Linked DNA regions of Homo sapiens: region 2 is linked to region 1. A link is an interaction called in ENCODE POLR2A ChIA-PET data of the cell type or tissue named here. Cell type or tissue: A673. All regions are shown on one strand. Links, peaks and the distances in the headings refer to the core of each region. The heading gives the core; the rest is flanking DNA.

What was found. ChIA-PET counts read pairs that join two places held together with the same protein. Peaks named below come from ENCODE experiments on the same cell type or tissue, not always from the same donor. Only the 100,000 strongest peaks of a DNase experiment are listed, where the experiment ranks them.
Region 2: POLR2A ChIA-PET joins it to region 1 with 5 read pairs; 2 of 35 experiments call an interaction of 5 or more read pairs at or near these places.

Annotation. Positions count from the first base shown.
Region 1 is chr20:37,600,956-37,606,337 of GRCh38, forward strand. It overlaps the pseudogene GLRXP1. Among named protein-coding and RNA genes, the nearest start is that of LINC00489, 19 kb to the right of the region's middle. In A673, for the core only: no CTCF peak of the experiment used is centred there; no DNase peak of the experiment used is centred there.
Region 2 is chr20:37,723,191-37,728,572 of GRCh38, forward strand. All of the region lies in intron 1 of CTNNBL1 (catenin beta like 1), which reads left to right. Among named protein-coding and RNA genes, the nearest start is that of CTNNBL1, 32 kb to the left of the region's middle. In A673, for the core only: no CTCF peak of the experiment used is centred there; DNase peaks (open chromatin) are centred at 3,371, 3,861 and 4,181; H3K4me3 peaks cover 1,219 bases; H3K27ac peaks cover 2,385 bases.

The DNA of each region.
Region 1 (5,382 bases), core at 133-5,132:
CCTGTTTGCTCTTCTGCTTCTCCTAGCCAACAATTTTGTAATAAATTTTATGCATTCAGTCCCTCTCTGCTTGAAATATCTTAAGGGCCTTCTATTTCTCCAATGGGACAATGACCGATATACCTATATAACTTGGATAATTAGAAAGGTACAAAAAAGACCGTATGCTCACCTGGACATAAGTGCCATCTTTGGCAGCATTACTAGGAGTATAGTTCCGGGAGACCTAGGTGATATCTGGATTTCCTCTTTGCTGATGAGAGTCAACATGGAGGACAGTACTGGGCTGGACAAGATTCTGGGGTTCTCAGTAATCCTGAGTGGGCAGCTGGGCAGTATTGTAGCTGGTTAGAAGGTGCTATGTTTTAAGTATTTGCCCCCTTAAAACTCATGTTGAAATTTAATTCCAAATGTGGCAGTATTGAGAGGTGGGGCCTTTAAGAGGTGATCGGGTCGTGAGTGCTCTGCCTTCATAAATGGATTAATCCATTTATGGATTAATGGATTGATGGGCTAATGGATTAATGGGTTATCATGGGAGAGGGACTGGTGGCTTTATAAGAAGAAGGAGATCTGAGCTAGCATGCTCAGCCCCTTCTCCCTGTGATGTTCTGTGTCACCTTGGGTCCTTGTGAAGTGTCCCTATCAGCAAGAAGGCCCTCACCAGATGTGGCCCCTCGACCTTGGACTTCTCAGCCTCCATAACTGTAAGAAATAAATTCCTTTTCTTGATAAATTACTCAGTTTCAGGTATTCCGTTATAAGCAAAAGAAAATGGACTAAGATAGAAGGTGAGATTCTAAATCATCTTTTCTTATCTGAATTATGGAACCAGCCTCCTCACTGGTCACCCTGCCTCCAGCCTTGTCCCTTCCAGGTCATTTTCTTTTTGTTTTTTTCAATCTATAGGTATTTTTTTATTAGAAAATAAATTAAGCGTTCTCACTAGAGACTGAAGAAGGAAATTAACAATCTTACAATTCTAGAACAGGCAAACTTCATGATAAGGGATTCTTAGTTTTCAAAGTGTGGGGTGCTCTTTCGCAGATACACTCTTGGGGTGGGGGCTGTAAGTTTTCCTCAGATATTTTACATTTTGTGCTTTAATTCTTGTTGGTACTCTAAATCAAATAAATACACAGTGTTCAGGATTATCTGGATGGTCATCTTAAATAACAGCGTGTCCCACATAATCACAGCCTCTGCAATTATGCCTCTGATCCATGTGATACCAAGACCAACTAAGCTTAACTTTTCATATTTCTCCAATTGGGTCCTGAGACTCTTCACAGAATTGTTGAACATTTCCTATGAGATCTGTGAGAGGACAAGGTGGAGAACACTGGTTCAGAGCAGTGATTCTCAAGGCAGGATGGGATGGGGTGGGGTTGAGTGGAGAGATGCATGTAGTTTGAAAGAGCACATTCAAAATACCCACTAATTTAATAACACCAACTCCATAAAGTCAAGCAGCGAAATTATTTCAGCTAATGGGCAGTAGCAGAAAACCAACTGGATTCATCATTGTGGAGAAGGAGTCTGGATAAACATAGTTGAAAAACACCGGCTTAGAGGTAGGGGCATGCCAACACATGGGGAACAGTAAGAAATGCGTGCCAAAGAGAAAGAACAATTGAGGGTCAGTGAGCGAATCCTAGGCCAGAACTTGTCACAGTCTTTTGAAAACCAAAGAGCGCATCCAGAAGAAAACCAAGATGGTCCGTCAACCTTCTTGGCCCTGTGGTTAAGAACAAGTTGATCAACTTTCAAATACTGAGCCAAAAGAAGAAAAAAAGCTGTTTGTGCCCCCAAATTCATCCACCAAGAAGTGATGTCATCATTTGCAATGCCATCCAGCTCTTGAGGAGAGACATCAGCATGGGGCCTGCTCTGTGGTTACTGCAGGGCTCCAATCTGCTTTAGCCACGTCAGCAGTTCCCTGCTCTGTTACATAGTGACTAGATCACTGCATCCGCCTATACAATCTTTACCAATAAAGACTCGAGGCACCATTCTTGCTCCTGTGAGCTGTTTCAAATAATCTTGAATCTCGTTGGTGTGGTTAGTAAGCTGTGATATTGACAGCTACTACTACTACTTCCAGAAGCCCCTGTTTGATGGGCAATTGACTGAGGATCTCTTGGGTCTTCCAGCAGTATGGGCAGGTGGGGTTGATGAACACAACCAGCTTCCCAGGCTGGATTTTGCAGTTCACAAACTATTGAGCCATGCCAATGGGCTGTGGTCTCCCTGGGAGGAATCCTCAGTTGCAGGCATTGCTTGGGGTATTGAGCTTATTTATTTCCTTCTTTCCTTCCTTCCTTCCTTCCTTCCTTCCTTCCTTCCTTCCTTCCTTCCTTCCTTCCTTCTTTCCTTCCTTCCTCCCTCCCTCCCTCCCTCTCTCTCTTTCTCTCTTTCTTTCTCTTTCTTTCTTTCTTTCTTTCTTTCTTTCTTTCTTTCTTTCTTTCTTTCTTCCTTCCTTTCTTTGTTTCTTCCTTCCTTCCTTCCTTCCTTCCTTCCTTCCTTCCTTTCTTTCTTCTTTCATCTCACTCTGTTACCCAGGCTGGAGTGCGGTGATGCAATCACAGCTCACTGCAGCCTTGAACTTCTGGGCTCAAGCAATCCACCCACCTCAGCCTCCTGAGTAGCTAGGACTACAGGCATCAGCCACCATGCCTGGCCAATTTTTATATTTTTTATAGAGACAGGGTCTTGCCATATTGCCCAGGCTGGTCTTGAACTCCTGGGCCCAGGCAATCCTGTCTTGGCCTCCCAAAATGTTGGGATTACAGGCATGAGCCATCGCGCCTGGCCCCTCCCAGGTCATTTTCCACATATTGAACCGGAGGGTCTTTCAAAACCATTCCAATGAAGCACCCTCCCTGCTAACCCCTGTCCCAAATCAAGACCCGTCAGCAGCTCTCTGGTGCTCAAAATTATAAACTTGCTATTCCAGACCTTTCCTAACCTGGCCCCTATGGAACTCCCCAGCCTCTGCATGATCTCTCCTTGCCTTGCAGGTTATCATCTAGCTGCCCTGAATCACCTGCAGCCCCCTGAACATGCCATGCTCTATTTACTCAACTGATATTTATTAAGCATCCACTGTGTGCCTGACAGTGTTCTAGGCATTGGGGAATTGGCAGACGACAATTCAGGCCAAGTCTCTTCTTTCAAGAATCTCTCCTCCAGGCCTTTGTACATGCTGTTCCCTTTGTTCGGAATGTTCCTTCTGCCCCGTTTCCTATCCCTTTTTCTCCTTTCACCTTGGTATCTGCCATCTTCAGAGCTGAACTGAGGCAGCACCTGCTTAGGGAGTCTCCCTTGACCCCAACCCCAGACTGTTTGGATATTTCCTTTACGCTCCTACAACCCCCCGGCTCCCTGAGCTTCCTCTAACCCAAACATGGATCTCTGAATTGTCACTGTTGGTTTATACTCCTAGAGTATAGAGTTTAGAGCTCCTGGAGAGTGGGACCTTGTCTGATTTGGTGGGACCATGTCTGTGTCCCTAGACTTAACAGCGTCTGGCACGTGAATTTGTTGAATGAATGAACGAATGAATGAATAACCATGGACTACAAAAGCAGGAAACACTTTTTGGAGGGAAATGACCATGCAGGTCTTGAAAGGGGCACCCAAGATGGTTCCAAACAGATATCAGAGGACTCAGGGTCCTTGTTTCCTCTGGCTCCCATTATCCTCACCCTCAGCATCTGGTGCTTCGCGATCTACTCCTACTGGCCTCTCCAGCCCTATTTATGCTTTCTCAACCCAGATCCAGCCCTTTGAGCCAAGTAGGATTTCAGATTTGGGCTCAGCCAGATCCTGGCTGTGTAAACTTGGAAAATAACTCCACCTCTCTGTGACTCAGTTTTCTTACCTTTAAAATCATTTAGATCGGGGTCCCCAACCTTGGGGCCAAGGACTGGTACGGGTCCGTGGCCTGTTAGGAACTGGGCCGCATGGCAGGAGGTGAGTATCACCACCTGAGCTCCACTTCCTGTCACATCAGCAGCAGCATTTCGTTCTCATAGGAGCACGAACCACATCGGGAACTGTGCACGTGAAGGATCTAGGTTCTGTGCTCTTTATGAGAATCCAGTGCCTGATGATCTGAGGTGAAACAGTTTCATCTCAAAACCATTCCCCCACCCGACCACCATTCTGTGGGAAACTTGTCTTCTGTGAAACTGGTCCTTGGTACCAAAAAAAATTGGGGACTGCTGGTTTAGATGATCTCTGCTTCCCAGGGCTTTTGTGAAATCTCCAGGCAATAACCCATGTAAAGCACGAGCCTCAGGGCTGGGGCTGTAGTCAGCACTCAATGAGTGGGTGCTCTTATTGTTATTGCTTATGCTGAGAGCTGTAGGGAGCCATGGCAGCTTTCAGCAGAGGTGGGAGTCATGGGGTTGGATTTGCTCCTCAGATCTCCAGAGGGGGCTCTGGGGAGGACAACCTAGACAGGGCAAGAGAGAAATGGGCTGGTGCAGGCTGGTAATTTACACAGCTCTCAAAATCAGATCATTAATGCTTTTGGCCAACGGCTATTGTAAAAAATTTAGAGTAAAATAAAAAATACAATATAATCTTCAGAGTAAATTATAAAACACAAAGCAGAAACAAATTAGACAGGCAATACAATCTCATTGAAGCAAACCAGTTTTCCCAGGGACAACTCTGGGCTGGGTCAGAAACCACTGCTGCTGGGCCCCCATAGCACTGAACAGGTGACAGGAAGAGTCACAAACATATGTGTGGCTTCTAGGGACTTGAGTTTCCAGATTCACTCTCTCTTTTGTTTAAAAATCGATTAAAAAATTATTGCAATGCAGGGTGCAGTGGCTCACGCCTGTTATCCCAGCACTTTGAGAGGCAGAGGTGGGAGAATCACATGAGGCTAGGAGTTTGAGACCTGCCTAGGCAACAGCAAGACCTCATCTCTACAAAAAGTTTAAAAATTAGCCAGGTATGGTGGTGCATACCTTAGTCCCAACTATTCAGGAGGCTGAGCTGGGAGGATAACTTGAGCCCAGGAGGTCGAGGCTGCAGTGAGCTATGATTGTGCCACTGCACACAATTACATATTCAATTATTGCTAAAGACATAAGATGAAAAATCTCCCTCCCACCCCAGGCTGTCAGTCTCCCTTTCACCAATAATAATGTATTGTTTATTTCACCTGAAAATTCCCATTCCTTTGCAAGTCCAGATATACACAAATAATTCCTTTGTTTCCAATACAGTTAATATTTTACACCCTGCTTTTTTTACTTCATGATGTGTCTAGGAGATCTTTCATGTTAGGGTTTGTTTGTTTGTTTGTTTCTGAGACAGAGTCTCGCTCTGTTGCCCAGGCTGGAGTGCAGTGGCGTGATCTTG
Region 2 (5,382 bases), core at 281-5,280, 120 kb after region 1:
ATTCAGGCTTTAACAAGGAATAATAATTTTTTGGTAGGAAAAATGGATTAAGTCTTTATGACTAGTGATTTAAATCGTACATCACATCCATCTTAGCTGTCAGCCAATCAGATTACAGATCATAAGTGAGACTGTTTGTAATTTTGATTTTTGATACATTGATATTTTCCCCTTCATTGTGAACATTGATAAAGACCATATTCTCCAGTAATTACTGTGGTCTTGTTGCCTGTAATTTGTTTTTAATTGGGAATAAATGGTGCTTCTCTTTTACATTTTGCAAAGACTCTGCTTTGGGATTTTGAGGAGCGCTTGATATCTTTTTTTTCCTCCAGAAAAAAAGGTAGTAGGTTGACATAATTAATTGATCTTTTTTTGAAGCCAGTCTTGCAAATTTGCAGAGGTGTAATATGTATTTATATTTGAATATCTGGCATTTTCACTCAGACATTTCCTAAAAATATGATGATGATAACACCTTTCATTGGTATAGCAATTTATAGTTTACCTAGGGCACCTTTGTAAGGTGTATTGTTTAATCATCACAACAACCCTTTGAGGTGGGTGGAATTTTCTGTCTCTGATTACTTTGATCTCTAATTATGAACTTTGGCTGATGATAGTTGCAGCATTAGAGTGTGAGCTGTTTCATTTGTGGTGCCTTAAGCAAATTTGCAAGGGAGCCCTGATGTTAACTTTGGCAGGTTTCATGCCTGCAAATATTGATTGAGCCAGAAGTCCTAGTTGTAAAATGTCACCAGTGAATGTGCAGCCAGTAAAGTCAAGGGAAAACTCATTACTGCAACTCATCTGTAACTTCTGGGTCAGGCCACTCACTACCATCTGGTAAAAATGAATGTTGAAAACTCCCTTTTATTCTGACAAAAGGTAATAAGAAGAGGTTAACAGCAGATGATTTCTGAGCATTTCAATTTGGTTAGACCAATGCATCCACAAGCGGGTTTGCGACGTTCCACATGTCTAATTATTCCAAGAGGTATTAGAATGCTTTAAAATTATGAAATTCCAAAATAATGGTAGGAAGGAATGTAATTATGTGTATACCCCCCTCTTCTCCTCTGTTGCCCCCTGTCTGACCTTCTTATTGAAAGTGTTTATTCTCGAAAAGGCATTGGGAAGGAAGAAATAAGAAGGATTGCTGTCTTGAAAAATGTAATTTTTTTTTTAAATGTGAGCGAGACTAGAAATGTTTTACATTTCCTTAAGGGGGGAAGTATTAGAAGTATTAGGAACCATGGAAGGAGAGTGTAAGTGGAAAGGTTTCTCCTCAATTGAATGAGCTTCCTAACTGAGTGATTCAAAGGTGGAGGGGGCACAGTTTAGGGAGGAGGTGAGTGTCTGGTCACTGGAGGTGTTAGGAAAGCCCTGGCATATGCCTGGGGAGAGATATGTTAAAAAGGATTCAAACTTAAGATAGATGACTGGGTGAGATCAAGGATGCCTGATGCCTGAACTGTCTCTAGAGCCTCAGAATTATTGCAAGAAGTTGTGGATCCAGATGTACACAAGCATTTTCCGAGAAATGAGTACATAATCTCTGTCTCCCCTCTCTTTATTTGTCAATGTGGACATTAAAACACAAATTCAATGAAAAGTATTACCAAATAATAGATAGTAATTTATTTGTTTGTTGTCATTGTGTCTTAATCATTGGGTACCAAAAAATGGAAGTCCGAGGGCGGGTGGTCCTGTCAATCTTTTTTTTTTTTTTTTTTTTTGAGACAGGGTCTCTCTGTGTCACCCAGACTGGAATACAGTGGCATGACCTTGGCTTACTGCAGCCTCCTGGGCTCAAGTGATCCTCTCACCTCAGCCTCCTGAGTAGTTGGGACTACAGGTGCGTGCCATTATGCTCGGCTAATTTTTTAAATTTTTTATAGAGACAGGTCCTCACTATGTTGCTCAGGCTGGTCTCGAACTCCTGGGCTCAAGTGAGCCTCCTGCCTCTGCCTCCCAAATTGTTGAGATTACAGGCGTGTGCCACTGCACCCGGTTGGTCTTGTCAAATATTTTGACATTAAAAAGGGACCCACATTTAAAAACCTAACTATTAATGGTCAGAGTTCTTTCCAACCTTGAGCCTCTTTGATTTTTTTTTTTTGAGGCGGAGTTTCACTCTTGTTTTCCCAGGCAGGAGTGCAATGGCGCAATCTCAGCTCACGGCAACCTCTGCCTCCCCAGTTCTAGCAACTCTCCTGCCTCAGGCTCCCCAGTAGCTGGGATTACAGGCACCCACCACCACACCTGGCTAATTTTTTATTTTTACTAGAGATGGGGTTTCATCGGGTTAGTCAAGATGGTCTCGAACTCCTAAACTCAGGTGATCTGCCTGCCTGCCTTGCCTCCCAAAGTGCTGGCATTACAGGCATGAGCCACTGCGCCCAGCCGCCTCTTTGATTTCTTAATCAAGTATGTCAGGAGAAATAGGGAGCTCAGTGTGTTGTTTTCTATGGGCCAAACTGCTCTGTACTTTAGGAACACAAGCCTTTAGGCTGGGCGCAGTGGCTCATGCCTGTAATTTCAGCACTTTGGGAGACCGAGGCAGGCTGATCATTTGAGGTCAGATGTTCGAGACCAGCCTTGTCAACATGGTGTAACCCCATCCCTACCAGAAATAAAAAAATGAGCTGGGTGTGCTGGCACGTGCCTGTAGTCCCAGCTACTTAGGAGGTTGAGACAGGAGAATCGCTTGAACCCTGGAGGAGGAGATTGCAGTGAGCCGAGATCGCACCACTGCATTCCAGCCTGGGTGACAGAGTGAGGCTCCGTCTCAAAAAAAGAAAAGAAAAGAAACATAGGCCTTTATGTACATGCATACATATATGCATAAATGTCTGTGTGAAAGAGGTTATTGTTCCCAGCTTATAGACTGAGAAAACTGAAGCGTAGAGGGAGTAACTTACTTTCCAGGACTGCTGAGTAGAGGTGCTAGGATTTGAATTTAGGAAAAATTGACTTCAAAACTCATTCTCCATACAGGATATCACCATTGCAAACAGGTTAGGAATCATTAACTCTAGCAATAATGAATTGAAAGCCTTTTCCTGTTGATGGTCGTTTCTAGTTATAGCCTGTCTAAAATAGCCACTAGTCTGTGTTCTTATATTTTAATAGTAGCTTTGTTTACTTATTTACTAGTGACTTCTTCAGGGTCCTCTTATTTTCTTTCCAGCCAGTTTTAAGTTAACATGGAGAAAAAGGAAAAGCACTATATTGGGATTTAGAAGCCTTGTGGTCTTGCTCACCATAGGCAAGTTGCTTAAACTCACTGGCCTCAGATTTCCCTATTCTATTAATATAAAGAGAGAGAGAGACTAGATTATCTCTTTCTCCTAGCTCAAATTACTAAGTCTTTCCTGTTGTTTGATATCTAGGAAACAGTACTTCATGCCCCATTTGGAAGATCATTTTCTGAAGTTAGCCAAGCTCCTAAGTTCTAGATGAAGAATTCTTGGTTTATTACAATGTTTAGAAGGTTTCCTTTGACTTTTTCCATTTTCTCATTAGAATTGGACATCTTTTTTCATAAAAGTACCTTTTACGAATTATCCCCTTTCTTAGCCAGGGAACTTGGAATGTTGAGCTATATTTAGACACACACACATGCACACATTTACACTTTTATATTCTGATACAAATGCGCTCTTCACATTAATACTTGCATTATGTGTTTTCATAATTTATCATAATGATACCATTATTGCTCATTATAGAAGTTCTCTTTTTTCCCCACTGCCCCCAAGCCTAATTGAGGTCGAGATAGCCCATAAATGTGATAATATAGATTGCGTGCTCAGAGGAAATGGGGTTGCTTTCATAGTGGAGTTTTAATTTAGGATTCGTTCTGGTGATGTAGCCTCTTCCTATGGTACATTACTTTGAGCTCAATATAACTGCATGTTCCCACAGCCCCTCATTATAGCTACAGCTTCTCACTGCTTTTTAATTAAAAAAAAAGAGGGAAAAATGAAACCCAAAGCTTAGGTTGGATATTGTCTGGGTACGCAGGGAGTATCCTAGGCAGATTGCTTATTTAATTTTTTTAACTCCTTCAAAGCTTTCATGAAGATGTCTTGATTTCTGTTTTCAGGGGCATGGATGGAGACACGCACACACACAGGCAATAGGCCTCAAGATTATTGGCGAGTAAAGGCATCTATCTATTATCGTGAAGCCTACTCTGAGCTTTGAGTGAGTGGGAATCCTTTATCCTAGAAAGGCTACCAGCTGTGTGGTTGGATGGTGGGAAATGCTTAGCTTTTATACCACTCACCACCTATTGGGAGTAAGGCAGGGAATTGTAGAAGATTGTAAAAACCCTTAAAGGCTGATGTTCAGAAGTTAAGAGTTAATCATTTTTTCTCTAGTCCTGTGGGCAGCAGAGGCAGAGAAATGACTTTATTAAGAACAGTTGCTTTTGTCATTCCTTCATCTTGAGGGATTCCAAATACCTTTCGGATACCAAAACAAATTAATCTCCAAAGGTGACTGGTAAGAATGGCTTAAGCCTCTGGGGATTGGTTGTGTAAGACACAGGGAGAGCTCAGCCTGAGCTGTTGACCTCTGTGACAGGCTGTGAGTGTTACATTCTTTTTGTGGATCAAGAGCCCTTTGGCTTCCCTTTGGTGAAATCAGTTTGACAGCTCTGAGCTTCTTCCCTGCTTACAATTCTTGTTTTGTTTTGTATAAGCAGTCACTCTCTCAGTGGTGACTATTGGGTAAATATAAATTAGGAAGTTTATTTCTTGGTCAGGGTGTTGAGTTAGCTTCATAATTTTTAGTGTGACTCTTTCACGAACAGACAGGACTTCAACTTTTTGCGTCCATATTTCACTCAATGTTGCTGGAAAGGCAAATCCATTTTAGCTTGTATCAGGGAGCTGGAACCCTTCAGATGGAAATCCCCTAGGCCTGTGCTGTTCAGTACTATAGCCACTGGCCTCATATGGCTGTTGAGCACATGAAATTGGGCCAGTCTGTATTGAGAAACACCATAAGTGTAAAATACATACCAGATTCCAAGGACCTAGTGTGAAAAAAAGAATGTAAAATAACAAATGAATAATTTTTTAATATAGATTACATGTTGAAATGATACTATTTTGGGTATGTTAGATTAAATAAACATATTATTACCTGTTTCTTTTTAAATGTGGCTACTAAAAAATTTAAATTACATCTGTGGCCTGTACTATATTTCAATTGAACACTGTTCTAGATTGTTAAGCTCTGATAACAAGGCAGTGTTTGTCTTGTTCACACTTATGTGCCCAGTACTCATCACAGTACCTCATATGGTTGGCACTTTGTTGAAGAAATGAATCCCAACTCTTATTATTCAGAGTGGTCAAATCTCAGGAA